Linked DNA regions of Homo sapiens: region 2 is linked to region 1. Evidence: chromatin contacts called from ENCODE Hi-C or POLR2A ChIA-PET data. All regions are on one chromosome and are shown on one strand. Each heading gives the region's core, a stretch centred on a gene start or an enhancer-like site at or near the end of the contact. The rest is flanking DNA. Distances are from core to core; before and after follow the strand shown. Region 1 overlaps POU2F1 (POU class 2 homeobox 1). Region 2 overlaps CD247 (CD247 molecule).

Region 1 (6,753 bases), core at 2,995-5,494:
GAATACAGAAAATGAATTTATTAATGGCAAGTATTCCTAGTCTTACAAAAAACTGTATACTGTTCATTCTAACATACTGCGGACATTCTTTTATTTCTGTGGACAGCAAACCTGTCGTGTAAAAAGTCAGAAAGTAAACATTTTAGTGTTTATGGGACACATGGTCTCTGCCACAACTATTCAACTCTGCTGTTGCAGCATAAAAGCAGCTATAGATATTACAGAGACAATGCATAAACAAATGGGTATGGTTATATCCCAATAAAAGTTTATGAATATTGATGTTTCAATTTCATATAATTATAATGTCATGAAATATTATGCTTTTTATTTTCCCCCACAAAAAAATGTAGAAATCATTCTTAGCTCAAGGGCCATACAAAAACAGAAAACACGAATTTGACCTGAGGACCATTGTTTGCCTATTCCTACATTATTTCCAATGTTTGTGGAAATAAAAATTTATAAATGTCTATAAAAATATTCTCTTTCTTGATGGTTCACTAATTCACCACTTCCAGTTCTAAGCCTTCCACAGAAACTCTCTGAGGTCCTCATTTCATCAGATTCCTTCCCTCCTTACACATCCCTCTCCCCAGGGCACAGCTTGAATGTTTTAAATCAAAATCTACTCATGTCAGAAAATAAGCCACCCATCTCAACTTTTTACACATCCTACTTCCTTGAAATACTGTAAAGCTCCAAATCTTTTCATGCTCAATCTTTGAATAAATATAGAAGTCTGACCAATCTTATTATGCCTTTTCTCTTTCAACCATCATTGAATTTTAATTCTCTACAATGAGACCCCTGTGAAGTCTTGGCAGTTCGGGTGTCTTGTTGAAAAGGCAAGTTTTAGTCACAAATACATTTAATGTTTAAAATCTCTCCATTAATTGTCCAAATGGCTTCTAAGGAAACTCAGGAAAAGAGTTTCAGTTTATTGTTTTAAATGGCTTCTCTCCCACTTTCCCAGTTAGGTGTTCTTTTTAATTTTTATTCTTTTTAAAATTTACTATTTGTCTAATGACTATTATTGTATTAATATTAGGATAATAACCGAAAATGTTTTAAGGACTTGATACCTCTTTAAATCTAAAGCCACAAGGTTCTAAAATGTTAAGTTATTTAAATAATTAAAACAATGCTAGCATAAATTCAACTTTTCACAATATTTGAAATGTGTTAACACTGGCTTGGAAAGGTACAATCACAAACCTGAAAAATGTCAAGAAATAATTCATTTCATAAAGTGACCCTGTATGTGGGGAACTGTATAAATGTGTAGTCTCTGCTGTAGAGCTTTCAGATTAGCATAGAGAAACATTCAGGAGTTAGTGAAAAACCATGTGGAAGGGGCAGAAATGTGCTGGGCAGGAGACGGAGCATTCAACAGAGAATGAAATTTCACTCTCCATCTCTCCCTATCCACAAACAAGTGTTTAAATGCACCCATATTAAAACTGTTCCCAGTAAATTCAGGATAACAGTAACAGCAAAAATGCCACAGTTCAGCAATCTGTGTTTGACTATGGAGTGATTTCTCCTGAAGACAGATGCCACCCCAAGGAACAAAAGCAGAAAAACAATCCAATGTATGACCAGAGGCAGAGGCAAAAGCAAGAAAATATTAGAACTACAAGTCTGACTCTCTGTCTGTCTCTCTCTCTCTGTCTCTTCTCTCTCTCCTCTGAGATTCCTGGCTACATCTTTAGAACATCCTACACAGACAACAGGAATGGTAATTTCCTACATAACACACAGCAAGAAGCTCTTTGCCTTTTATTTTGCTGCCAAGTACATAAACCAAAGGCTTCTTGCAGACTGCTGTACCCAAAAAAACAAAACAAGGAATACTTCCTGAAAAGCAATATTCAGGGTCCATAAAGAGTCAAAACATTTCCTCAAGTAGTTAACAGGCCTTTTTTTTTTAACTTCAGCTATGCTAGTCAGATTTTAATATAAGAAATTCTTAGGACCAAAAATGTTGAATGTGCTATGTATATTTATTTGAAGAACATATGGGGAAAAAAATAGGAATACTAAAAATTTCCTCATGAAATTTTCAAAATAAAATGTTACTACTGTTCCTACAAAGGAATTACTTCTTTAATCCCTTTAATGTTGTTTTTAACACCACTGAATCACCTCTATAATCCTAAAAGGGCAGACCCACAAACTCAGGGAGAGTTCAAGGTGGTCACTAAATGTTAAGTCACAAATTGCCCACCATTAGCTCAACGTCAGAAAAAAAAGAAAACATACGTTGTCCTAAGTTCGACTCTTACTCTTTTTTTTTTTTTTTTGAGACAGAGACTCACACTGTTGTCCAGGTTGGAGTGCAGTGGCGGGATCTCGGCTCACTGCAACCTCTGTCACCCAGGTTCAAGTGCTTCTCCTGTCTCAGCCTCCCAAATAGCTGGGATTTATAGGCATGTGCCACCACACCTGGCTAATTTTTGTATTTTTAGTAGAGACAAGGTTTCGCCATGTTGGCCAGGCTGGTCTCAAACTCCTAATCTCAGGTGATCTGCCCACCACGGCCTCCCAAAGTGCTGGGATTATAGGCGTGAGTCACCGCGCCCAACCCAACTCTTGCTCTTTACCATATTAAAATAACAGAGTTTTAATTTCAAAACAATACTAAAAAAGAAATACTATTCCTTCTCCTCCTTTGTCACTCTCTTTCCATCTCTCAGACATCCTTCAACTCTACCACAAACCACTTATTAACTGTCCGATTTCTTTCAAAGAATATAAATAAATAAAACCTTAGTCCCAATCTCCAGTCATCAGCTATTTATTCTTTGCTGTAAACTAAGGAGGTCTCTATTTCAATAGACTTGCTAACCTGACAATGTTTTTCTCAACGGTTAACAGTAGGCAAATACCTAGAACCATACACTCCTTTGCAAACGTAACTGACATTTGTCAGCATTATTAAAACAACTTTACAATTAGCAGGCTAATTTCAAGTTTGTAGAAAATGAAATTTCAATAATTTCTCACATTTTAAGTTTGGATCTACATAGGTTACTTCTTTTTTTTAATTTCCCACTTAAAGCTTGTTTGTTATTTCTCAGTTCAATCCCAATGAAAAGTAATGCAACACAACAAACCTACAGTAAAGCCATCTCCATGACACCAAAGAGCCAACATCCAATAAGTAGGAGCAGATTAGCAAGAATTTCTGATCATTACATGAACTGCTCTCAGCAATTAAATTTATTCCCACCTGCCTGTCTTGTTACACGGACAAAGGGAGGAAAAACTATAGTGAATGTAAATCAAAGTTATTACTTTAAAAATACAGGATTTTTAAGCTATAGGATTAAAAGACAGAGAATAGAGAACAACAACAGTAAAATCTCTGGATCTTTCCACTTGCCCTGGATTCCTGGGTTGCAGCTTCTCTAACAGCTCATTTTCCCTTCTTGTGAGGTTTTACTACTCGGTGTGCATTGCTCTCCACTTCCACTTCTACCCCTGTAGGTTTTTAAAAGGAGATAAAGCAACTGTATAAGAATGCCTAAAGACATCAAAGACCCAAAGCTTCACTGGTTGTGTGTGGCATAGGAGGAAGAGGAGGAAAACGTGAGGTAATGAGGATCTGCTGTATTTACCTTATGTGCAGGGCATGTGGACAACAATAGAAACCATGTAGGGTGCACTTTTGGTCAAAAAAGAACATGGCAGCCTAATGGGAGGCCTTTGTTCTTCAAAAGGGTCTCCTTTCCCCCTTTTGTGCTCCACTTAATTCATGGCATCTGAGCTGCTCTTGAACTTGACAGACTGAGAGAAAGAAAGGGGGAGTCAGACACACAAACAGAAAGGAAAATGAAAGACTTCAAAGAGAATTAATTTGAAAAAATTAGTTCTACTGCCAGTTTTTTGATGAAGTTTTGGAATTTTAAGGGAGTTGGAAAGTAATGAACTGCTGAAATAAATTTAATTTTCCCAGAAATTGTAATGAATAATAAAGTAGATAAATAAGGTATAAAATATAATTATATCCTAATAATTTGTTAGTAGATTTTTTCCTGCTACATGTATTTCTTGAAATAATAGTAAGAAAATGTCTGATATTCAACAGATTACATGAAAGATAACATTCTACAAGCAGAACCAATATCTAAGTGATTTCCCAGCTGAAGGGAATTTTACTTGAGTCACGCTGAAGAACACCACAAAACCACCAGCGCCACCTGCAGGGTAAACACAGATTAGCAGTTTACCACACTGGTATTTCAAAGCCCAAGATTTTAAAAAAGACACAGTAGGCCGGGCACGGTGGCTCACACCTGTAATCCCAGCACTTTGGGAGGCTCGAGGCAGGCAGATCATGAGGTCAGGAGATCAAGACCATCCTGGCTAACACAGTAAAACCCATCTCTACTAAAAATACCAAAAATTAGCCAGGCCTGGTGGCAGGCACCTGTAGTCCCAGCTACTAGGGAGGCTGAAGCAGGAGAATGGCATGAACCTGGGAGGCGGAGCTTGCAGTGAGTCAAGATCGCACCACTGCACTCCAGCCTGGGCAACAGAGCAACAAACACTCCATCTCAAAAAAAAAAAAAAAAAAAAAAAAAGACACAGTAACTGTGATACTTTCACAATGAAGAATTTTAAAATGTTTTAAAGCAGTAAATAACTTCAGATGAAGAACAATGCCCTAGGAATCTCTGGCCAATTTTAGGTATTTATTAATATAAAAACAGAACTGCAGAAAGATCGGTAGCTATGTACTAATACAAAGGACTGCTTCAAAATCTTAAAAGAGCTAGTTATAAGTAAGATCACTGTCTCACGGTTTTAGTTTTTTTTTCCTGATTGTAAAACATTACAATACAATCAAACAAGTCTGAAATATAGGAAACTATCCTATTCCCATTACATTTAGTATTTATTCCTCCAGGTCTCTCTTCTATGCATGTCTTGCATATATAGTTTGGTATCACATGCCATACCTACTACTTTTGTGGGTTTTTTTTTTCCTTTTTACAGCTTCCTTCCCCCCACCCCATTTAATATATTTGATAGCTCTTTTTATATCAGTACACATTATACCTTCATTTTTTGGTGGTGTATAGTATTTTACTTCAAGGATATACTAATGATTTGTGATCAATAATACTGATCACAATACTAATACTATTAATACAGGTATTGGGTTGTTTCTAATTTTTCCACTTTACAAACAAACCTCCAAGAAACAGCACTTTTCATATCTTTCCTTACTGGTGTAAAAATGTCTGTAAACAAATGGCTAGAGACAGAATTCCTAAGTGAAATAATATGAACATTTTGCGGTGTCTCACGCCGGTAATCCCAGTACTTTGGGAGACCAAGACAGGCAGATCATGAGGTCAGGAGATCAAGACCATCCTGGCCAACACGATATAACCCCATCTCTACTAAAAATACAAACATTAGCTGGGTGTGGTGGCACGTGCCTGTAATCCCAGCTACTTGGGAGGCTGAGGCAGAAGAACCGCTTGAACCCAGCAGGTGGAGATTGCAGTGAGCCAAGATCATGCTACTGCACCCCAGCCTGGCAACAGAGCGAGACTCCATCTCAAAAAAAAAAAAAAAAAAAATTAATAGTATTACCAAATTGTGCCAAAGTACCTTCCCAATATTATGTGACAGTGGCTGTTTCCCTTGATCCCAGACAACAATCTTTTAAATATTTGACATTCTGATACTGATTTTGTTTTAATAATTCTAGAACATCTGCACATACCTCTTCAAATTGAGATTATGACACACTTAATTACCGATGAAAAGATTTTGTAAAAGCACTACTTTTAAACCACCAATTATTATTTTATAGCCATATCTCAATTTCACCTTACAATAGAATTACTACCCAACCTGATTACACCCATCACAATGCATTCAGAAAGCACTGGATATTTCCAAATCCACCTTCGGAAGATAATTTGGTACCATTAAGGAGATTTAAAGGGTATGCTCCAGGTTTCAAAGGCAACTATAAAAAAGGCAGAACCTATGGCATGTGTTCATCTATGTAACAAACCTGCAGGTCCTGCACATGTATCCTGAAACTTAAAATAAATTTAAAAAAATGGCAGAATCATATAAATGCAAACTCTTCCCAAGAGAACTATTGTGAAGGTGGAGCTTTCAACTGGATTTCTGTGCATAAGCATGCAAGTGTGTCAGTTATATTTGTTTAAAAGTGCAACCATTCTAATCACACCTTGTATACACAACAAGTTGTAGAAGTATACAGGTCTGTGGATTTAACAGTGTAGCTGCAGGCTTAGCATTGACATAAATTGAAGCTTGAGTTTTAATACCTAAGGTAGGGTTTCTCAACCTAAGTACTACTGACATTTTGGACCAGATAATTCTTTGCAGAGAGGGGAGGAGACTGACTTTGTGCATTGCAGGATGTTTAGCAGCATAACTGGCCTCTAATCACTAGATGCCATGAGCACCATTCTTCAGGTTGTGACAATCAAAAATGTCTCCAGTCATTGCCAAATGTTGGGGGGTGGGGGAGGGTACGGCAAGAGACTGTCCCTATTTGAGAACCACAACCCTAAGAGTACTCCTCAAATGAGCTATATATATACATTTCACTACTGCATGCACTGTCTCATAAGTTTGATTTTTAAAAATATACAAATATTTTAAATACCTAAAAGAGTTATCAAATCTTCTTTAACCTTCACCACATGCTGCTGCCATTAGTGAATTTGGCAGCCATCTACATTGCTTGGTTTT
Region 2 (7,344 bases), core at 1,047-3,546, 220 kb before region 1:
AGATTAAACAAATCCTCTATTTGTTGACAGAGGTTTTGCTGAACTGGCCCTGGGGATCCGAATTGATCATGGCCATCAACACAGGCAGCAAAGACCCTTCAGAAGTGTTTTATTCACTAGCCACCTCCATCCCCCAACCCTCCATCGTCTAAAGTGTCTCCTGACTCAGTTCTGTCCCCCTGCTTGTCCTCTTCTCCTATTAGCTCTGGGTACCCAGTCCAGATCATAGCCCCAAGCTCTGTCATCATTTTGCAGCCTCCAGCCTCCCCCACCCAACTCAGCAGAGCCCTGAGAAGAAAGTCCTGGGTCCCGGAGGCTGCACCTGCAGACACAACAGATTCTGCAATGGTGAGAGCATATAGGGTATTTTGGGTCTCCAGTGGGGTTTTTGCTGATTCTGTGCCTGACCAGGGCACATGCTTCCTGGAATTAATAATTCTAGATAAAGAAGCCTAGCAGATGCCCACCTATGGAAAATGCTTCTTAAACAAGAAGAATCTCAGAATTAGGAGGCCAGCTTCTTGTTCTCAGCACTGCCCCTAACTAGCTGTGGGGCCTCGGACACGTCACTTGATGCCTCTGGTCCTGTTTTCTTCTGTACATTATGGAGGATTTGGACAGAGATGATCAGTAAGGTCCCTTCTAGCCAGACTGTCAAGGTTCAAATCCTAGCTCTGCCACATTCCAGCTGTGTGATCTTGGACAAGTTACTTTATCTTTCCTAAGCCTCAGTATCCCCAACTATAAAATGGGCACAATAGCACCTATCTCATATGGCTGTTGTGAGGACCCAAAGATACAATGAATGTCAGCCCTCAGCACAGGGCCTGGCACAGAGACAGTACTCAGCTAAGTAACTGTTTCTAAGTTGTTTATGATTTGAAGCTAAGGATAGAGATGCTTATTCTGAGAAGCAGAAAGGAACAGATGGAGAAGGAAAAAGGAAGATGGGACAAAAGGAGAAAAACTGGCCAGGTGCGGTGGCTCACACCTGTAATCCTAGCACTTTGGGAGGCCGAGGCTGGCGGATTGCCTGAAGTCAGGAGTTCGAGACCAGCCTGGGTAATATGGTGAAGCCCTGTCTCTACTAAAAATGCAAAACTTAGCTGGGCATAGTGGTGGACACCTGTAATCCCAACTACTCAGGAGGCTGAGGCAGGAGAATAGCTTGAACCCAGGAGGTGGCAGTTGCAGTGAGCCGAGATCGCACCACTGCACTCCAGCCTGGGCGACAGAGTGACACTCCATCTCAAAAAAAAAAAAAAAAAAAAAAAGGAGAAAAATTAGGGAAAATAGGGCAAAATTGGGGGTGGAGAAAGGCAGGAAAAATTTGAGGGCAGCAACTGCAATAACTTCAACAGAAAAGTAGAACAATAAGCATACAGCCCCAAAATACTCAGCCCCTTTCCTGCCTCCCCTTCCTCTCTGCCCCTAGCAGACGCCATGATAGCTCCTGGAATGATGCCTTTTATAACTGTGGGGCATGTTCCTCCAGGCTGACACCTTCTGGGGGGGCCCCTGAACACAGCATGGGCTCAGCCTTCCTCCCACACACCTACCCTGGTAGGCATCCCTTTGAGATGGATCTGAGTGGTTTCCCACCTCCTTCTAGGGGTGAACTGTCAGTTCAAGAAGGAGGTTTAGGGGGATGGGATGTCCCCTACCTGGGGCTAATGGGGGCTTGGGAGGTGGCTTACGAATCGAAGCCGAAGACAGCAGCCTACGTGACCAGAAAGGAAAATTCCCCTCCCTGCTAGTTAAGAAGCTTCACAGAAGCTCACCAGACTGTTGTTTTCTTTCTTTCTTCTTTTTTTCCTTTGTGCACACATAAGCGTCTAAATTTTGCAAACTGTTGCCTACCTTTGTCTCTGAGAGCAGTGGAAAATATTGGACTAACAAAAATAAGCAACAGCCAGTGGGAGAATAATAGAGAGGCAAGGTCTCCTGGTCTAGTTGGCGCCGCAGGGGTTAAGCCTTTCTGTCGGTGAAACAGGCTAACAGCACCCCCTGAGCCTGCTGACCTCTTCCGGCTCTCCTGGTCCTTCACACATGTCAACTGTGAGCACGCTCCAATACTGACAAGACTGTCTTACACCTGAGGCAATTTTCATAGCACAGGCTGCTAATTTTTCCTCCAGGTTTTTTGTTTGTTTGTTTTTTTGCCTGGTAAAATACACATAACATAAAATTTACCCTCTTAGCCATGTTTAAGCGCACAGTTGAGTGATGTCAAGTACATTCATATTGTTGCGCAACCATCACCACCATCCGTCTCTAGAATTCTTTTCATTTTGCGAAACTGAAACTCTGTACCCATGAAACCATAACTCCCCATTCCCGCCTCCTCCCAGCCCCTGACAACCACTATTCTACTTTTTGTCTCTATGATTTTAACTACTTTAAGTAACTCATATAAGTGAAATCATACCATATTTGTCTTTCTGTGTCTGGCTTATTTCACTTAGCCTAATGCCCTCAACTTTCATCCATGTGGTAGCATGTGTCTGAATTTCCTTCCTTTTCAAGGCCAAATAATATTCCACTGTATGCATCTGCCGCATTTTGCTCATCCATCCATCTGTCAATGAGTGCTTGGTTGCGTCCACCTTTTAGTGATTGTGAACAGTGCTGCTATAAACATGGGTGCACAAATATCTCTTAAAGACCCTGCTTTCAATTCTTTTGGGTATAGAACCAGAAGTAGAATTGCTAGACCATATGATAGTTCTATTTTTTTTTTTTTTGAGATGGAGTTTCGCTCTTGTTGCCCAGGCTGGAGTGCAATGGCATGATCTTGGCTCACTGCAACCTCCCTTCCTGGCTTCAAGCAATTCTCTTGCCTCAGCCTCCCGAGTAGCTGGGATTACAGGCATGGGCCACCATGTCCGGCTAATTTTGTATTTTTAGTAGAGACAGGGTTTCTCCATGTTGGTCAGGCTGGTCTCGAACTCCCGACCTCAGGTGATCCACTCGCCTTGGCCTCCCAAAGTGCTGGGATTACAGGCATGAGCCACTGCGCCCGGCCAGTAGTTCTATTTTTAACTTTCTGAGGAACCACCAAACCGTTTTCCACAACAGCTGTACCATTTTACCTTTCCGCCCACAGTGCACGGCATTCCTTCTCCACATCCTCACCAACACTTGTGATTTTCTGTTTTTTAAACAAGTAGCCATTCCAACGAGTAAAGGGTGATATAAATTTTTTAAGAGGCAAGACGTGCCAAAACTAGGATTTCAAAAATTGTAAATATAGAATAAAATAGACTATTTTAAATGTGACAAATTAACAAATTAATTTTAGCCTGCTTATATGAGTTCTTTCAAAGATAATTTCTTTTTATTTATTATTATTATTATTATTTATTATTATTTTGAGACAGAGTCTTGCTCTGTCAACCCAGACTGGAATGTAGTGGTGTGATCTCAGCTCACTGCAATCTCGGCCTCCCATGTTCAAACAGTTCTCCTGCCCATGTTCAAACGATTCTCCTGCTTCAGCGTCCTGAGTAGCTGGAATTATAGGCACCCACCACCCCACCAGGCTAATTTTTGTATTTTTAGTAGAGACGAAGGCTGGTCTCGAATTCCTGACCTCAAGTGATCTGCCCGTCTCAGCCTCCCAAAGGGCTGGGATTACAGGCGTGAGTCACTGTACCCGACCTTCAAAAATAATTTTTTTTTCTTTTTTGAGACGGAGACTCGCTCTTGTTGCCCAGGCTGGAGTGCAGTGGCGCGATCTCGGCTCGCTGCAACCTCCGCCTCGCAGGTTCAAGGGATTCTCCTGCCTCAGCCTCCGGAGTAGCTGGGACTACAGGCGTGCGCCACCAAGCCCAGCTAATTTTTGTATTTTTAGTAGAGATGGGGTTTCACCATGTTGGCCAGGATGGTCTCAAACTCCTGACCTCGTGATCCACCCAACTCGGCCTCCCAAAGTGCTGGGCTTACAGGCGTGAGCCACCGCGCCCGGCCTCAAATATAATTTCTAAAGGAAGAAAGAGATAGAGAGGGGAAGATAGAAAGAATGAGAGAAGAAAAATTAAGAAAGATGAGGTCAGATGACGGGGAAGGTGGAGAAGCTTTGCAGGCAGAGTCTGGAATACTGCTTTTGGAAATGTGAGGCCAGGCCCCGTGCCTTCCAAATGCACCCGATCTTTCCGCCGCCGTAGGTCCCGGATATATGGATTTGCTTGGGGACATTGCTTGCTTTCACAGGGAGGCTGTGTACTAGCAAGGACACAAAGATGAGCGCTCCACAGTTCCCTATTTGGGCCAGAAGGTCAAAAAAAGGGGTGGGGTGGTGGGGGGGCACAGGCAGCTAAACTGGCTCTGCCTCCTGGGGCCAAAAGGCCAGCTTCCTCCCTGGGCCTGGCTGCCCAGAAACCTCGGCGCGGGCACAGGTCAGAGGCCGAACTGGGTGGTATTCAATCTTGGGTTTAATGCATTTTAAAAACTGCTTTTGAAGGCGCAAATGCATCACAGTTCTTTCATTTCAGGGAAACCGCCTGTGAGAAAGGGGGAGGTGGGGAAAACGCTGAGCCCAGGAGGGGGCTGCCCTGGGCTTTTGTCTAACAAAGCCGCAGCTCCTCAGCAGCGGGGCTCTTGCCCTTTGAAAACCAATCGGGCAGGAACCCTTCAGCCTCCTTTCTGAGAGCCAGTCACATCACATTTTACAGATCTCAGAAAAGTGAGCCAAGTCCCTGCGCTATGTCACTCTGGGTTTGCGTCCCATGTCTCTGACACCCTGTTTTTCTGAGCAAACAGCCTCTAGGTGAACAACAGTATTTTGCTTCTCTCATCACTGAATAGGGTCAAACTTCCCATGGAATTCCACTACCAAACCAGATGAATAGAAAGAAAGCTGAGAGACCACTAAATAGGGCATTGCTGCTATCTCAATGAGAGTGTCACCTACCCACAAAGCAGGCAGGAAATCTTTAATTAACCCTGTTTCTAGACACAAAAGCCCTCAATAACATTTCATCCTATTTAAATAAATATTTTCAAAGAAGGTGATGTGGGAACACTTTTATTTTTGCTATTGGAGTGCTAATTTAATATCATATATAGTTTAAATTATCATATAAGAACCTATAAGCAGAGTTTGGGGTGGGGAAGGGGGGTTGGATCCTTCTAGGAACTCTCCTTTATCTCTTTCATTTTTATTCCACTGTGACACTTCCCTCTTGGGAAATTCCTGCCCCGGATTTTTATTAGTCTTTTGTCTGCTGTCCGGTGTTAAAACCTCACAAATCCATTACGTGCTTCTCGGCGCTGCCTTTCAAGTTACCTCTCCACGAGGTGTGGACTAATGAATCAAACGGCAAGGGAAGCAGCTGCCCTCAGCCCTCTCAGAAGAGGCCCGGCCCACAGCCATCCTTCAGAAAACCCTCCTGGCAGGCCCTCCCTGGGCTCAGCACACCCTCGCTTCCCTGGGTTTTTATTCGGAGCTGTCTGAGCTACAAGAACATACTCACGTACGTGACATAAAAACACGCACGCACATGCAGAAAGGGAAATACTTGTTGGGCTCCATCAGAGAGAATATTTTTCAAAAATCTCTCAATATTGTCATTATGTCAACTGCTAAAGATTCCCTGCTTGACAAAAACTTAATCAGGCTTCCAAACTTTCTCCTAGGCCCATCTGTGTACTTTCTTGCAAAATCCAGGTTTAGCAAAGAACTCTGCCCAGTTAGTTGAGCACAACCATCAACCTTCAATATCCGGTTCCCCTCAGTGTCTGATCAGGGTCCTCATCCCACTCCATCCCCCAGGTGAGGTCTGATCCCCCTGGCCTGTGTTCAGCTAGAGTCCTGTTAGGTTGGTTTAGCCAGAATCCCTCTCACTCTTTTTGGGAATTTTCTATCCATTGACCCCCTACTCTGCTCCTTGGCATAAATGCCCACTTGCTGTACTTGGAGTTGAGCCCAATCTTTCTGTCCCACTGCAAGACCCCATTGCAATCATCCTTCTACCTATCATGACAGTTTTGAATGAAGTCTGCCTTACTGTGCTTTAACAGGTATCATTGAATTATTTTTCTTTAACACATCTTAGCAGTAAAATTATCTTCAAAATTTTCTTAGAATGTATGATCATCATCTCTTATAGCTGTATCCTGATTTCCACTTTACAATAGAGTGCTCATATTATCATCTCATTTGTGCCTTTAACAAACCTTTTGGGGTAACAATTGTTATTTCCATGTGATAGCTGGAGAAACTGAGTTTGAATGAGTTCCTCAGGGGAACACAGCTAGAAAGTAGTATTGTGGGGCTGGCACACAGTGGCTCATGCTTGCAATCCCAGCCCTTTGGGGGCCGAGTGGGGAAGACTGCTTGAGGCCATGAGTTCAATACTGACCTGGGCAACATAGTGAGACCCCCATCTCTACAAAAAAAATTCTAAAAATAAATTAGTCAGATGTGGTGGTAGATACTTGTAATCCCAGCTACTCAGGAGGCTGAGGCAGAAGGATTGATTGAGCCCAGGAATTTGAGGCCACAGTGCACAGTGATCGTGTGCCACTGCACTCCAGCCTGGACAACACAGTGAGACCCTGTCTCGAAAAAAACAAGGTAGTGTGGTGGGAGTAGGACCCACACTTCTCACTGCTAGCCTGGTACTCATTCTTTTTGATAATGCTGTTGTGTCATGAAATGGCACTCAATTAGTGTTGTTGGAATGGTGGGTTGTGCCTGCCTCATAGACTGAGATCGGAGCCTACTTTGGTCAGTGCCTCCAGTAAGGTTATGCGGTTTAAGCATTGGATGGAGGTGCCAGGCTGAGGCTGCCAGTGGGTCCTGGGACTTGCCTGTACCTGCTCCCTGGCAGTGTGGGTCCAGGGATGCCCACCTGGAGGAAGGGGCATCAGCTGGCCTGAACCTGCCTGCCATGGAGCTGCCTTTTCTTTCTTCGTTTTTTCTTTTGTTTGTTTTAGATGGAATCTCACTCTATCTCTCAGGCTGGAGTGCAGTGGCACGATCTCGGCTCACTGCAACCTCCACCTCCCGAATTCAAGCGATTCTCTGCCTGAACCTCCCAAGTAGCTGGGATTACAGGCGCCCACCACCATGCCTGGCTAATTTTTGTATTTTTAGTAGAGATGGGGTTGCACCATCTTGGCCAGGCTGGTCTTGAACTCCTGACCCCGTGATCCACACACCTCGGCCTCCCAAAGTGCTGGAATTATAGATGTGAACCATCACACCCGGCCGTTTTCTTCCTTTTTTTTTTTTTGAAATGGAGTCTTGCTCTGTCACCCAGGCTGGAGTGCAGTGGCATGATCTCGACTCACTGCAACCTCCATCTCTGGGGTTCAAGTGATTCTCCTGCCTCAGCCTCC

What was found. A loop is a pair of places that touch in the nucleus more often than their neighbours do. ChIA-PET counts read pairs that join two places held with the same protein, here RNA polymerase II (POLR2A). Pooled maps may share reads with other maps.
Region 2: a loop to region 1 is called in a pooled map, with 3 times the contacts of the local background. The contact joins two enhancer-like sites. A Hi-C loop is called at or near these places in 7 of 50 pooled maps. POLR2A ChIA-PET finds 5 or more read pairs at or near these places in 5 of 52 experiments (OCI-LY7, activated B cell, activated CD4-positive, alpha-beta T cell and 2 more).

What each region holds. Positions count from the first base shown.
Region 1 is chr1:167,265,467-167,272,219 of GRCh38, reverse strand. The region is part of intron 1 of POU2F1 (POU class 2 homeobox 1); the gene reads right to left. LOC124900412 (a long non-coding RNA gene) reads right to left here. Exons shown (of 2, transcript XR_007066718.1): 2 at 1-6,753. Among named protein-coding and RNA genes, the nearest start is that of POU2F1, 48 kb to the right of the region's middle. Within about 2 kb of position 4,244, at least 2 of the 41 ENCODE cell types and tissues checked have a DNase peak (open chromatin) inside an H3K27ac peak, as active enhancers do.
Region 2 is chr1:167,486,968-167,494,311 of GRCh38, reverse strand. The region is part of intron 1 of CD247 (CD247 molecule); the gene reads left to right. Among named protein-coding and RNA genes, the nearest start is that of CD247, 28 kb to the left of the region's middle. Within about 2 kb of position 2,296, at least 4 of the 41 ENCODE cell types and tissues checked have a DNase peak (open chromatin) inside an H3K27ac peak, as active enhancers do.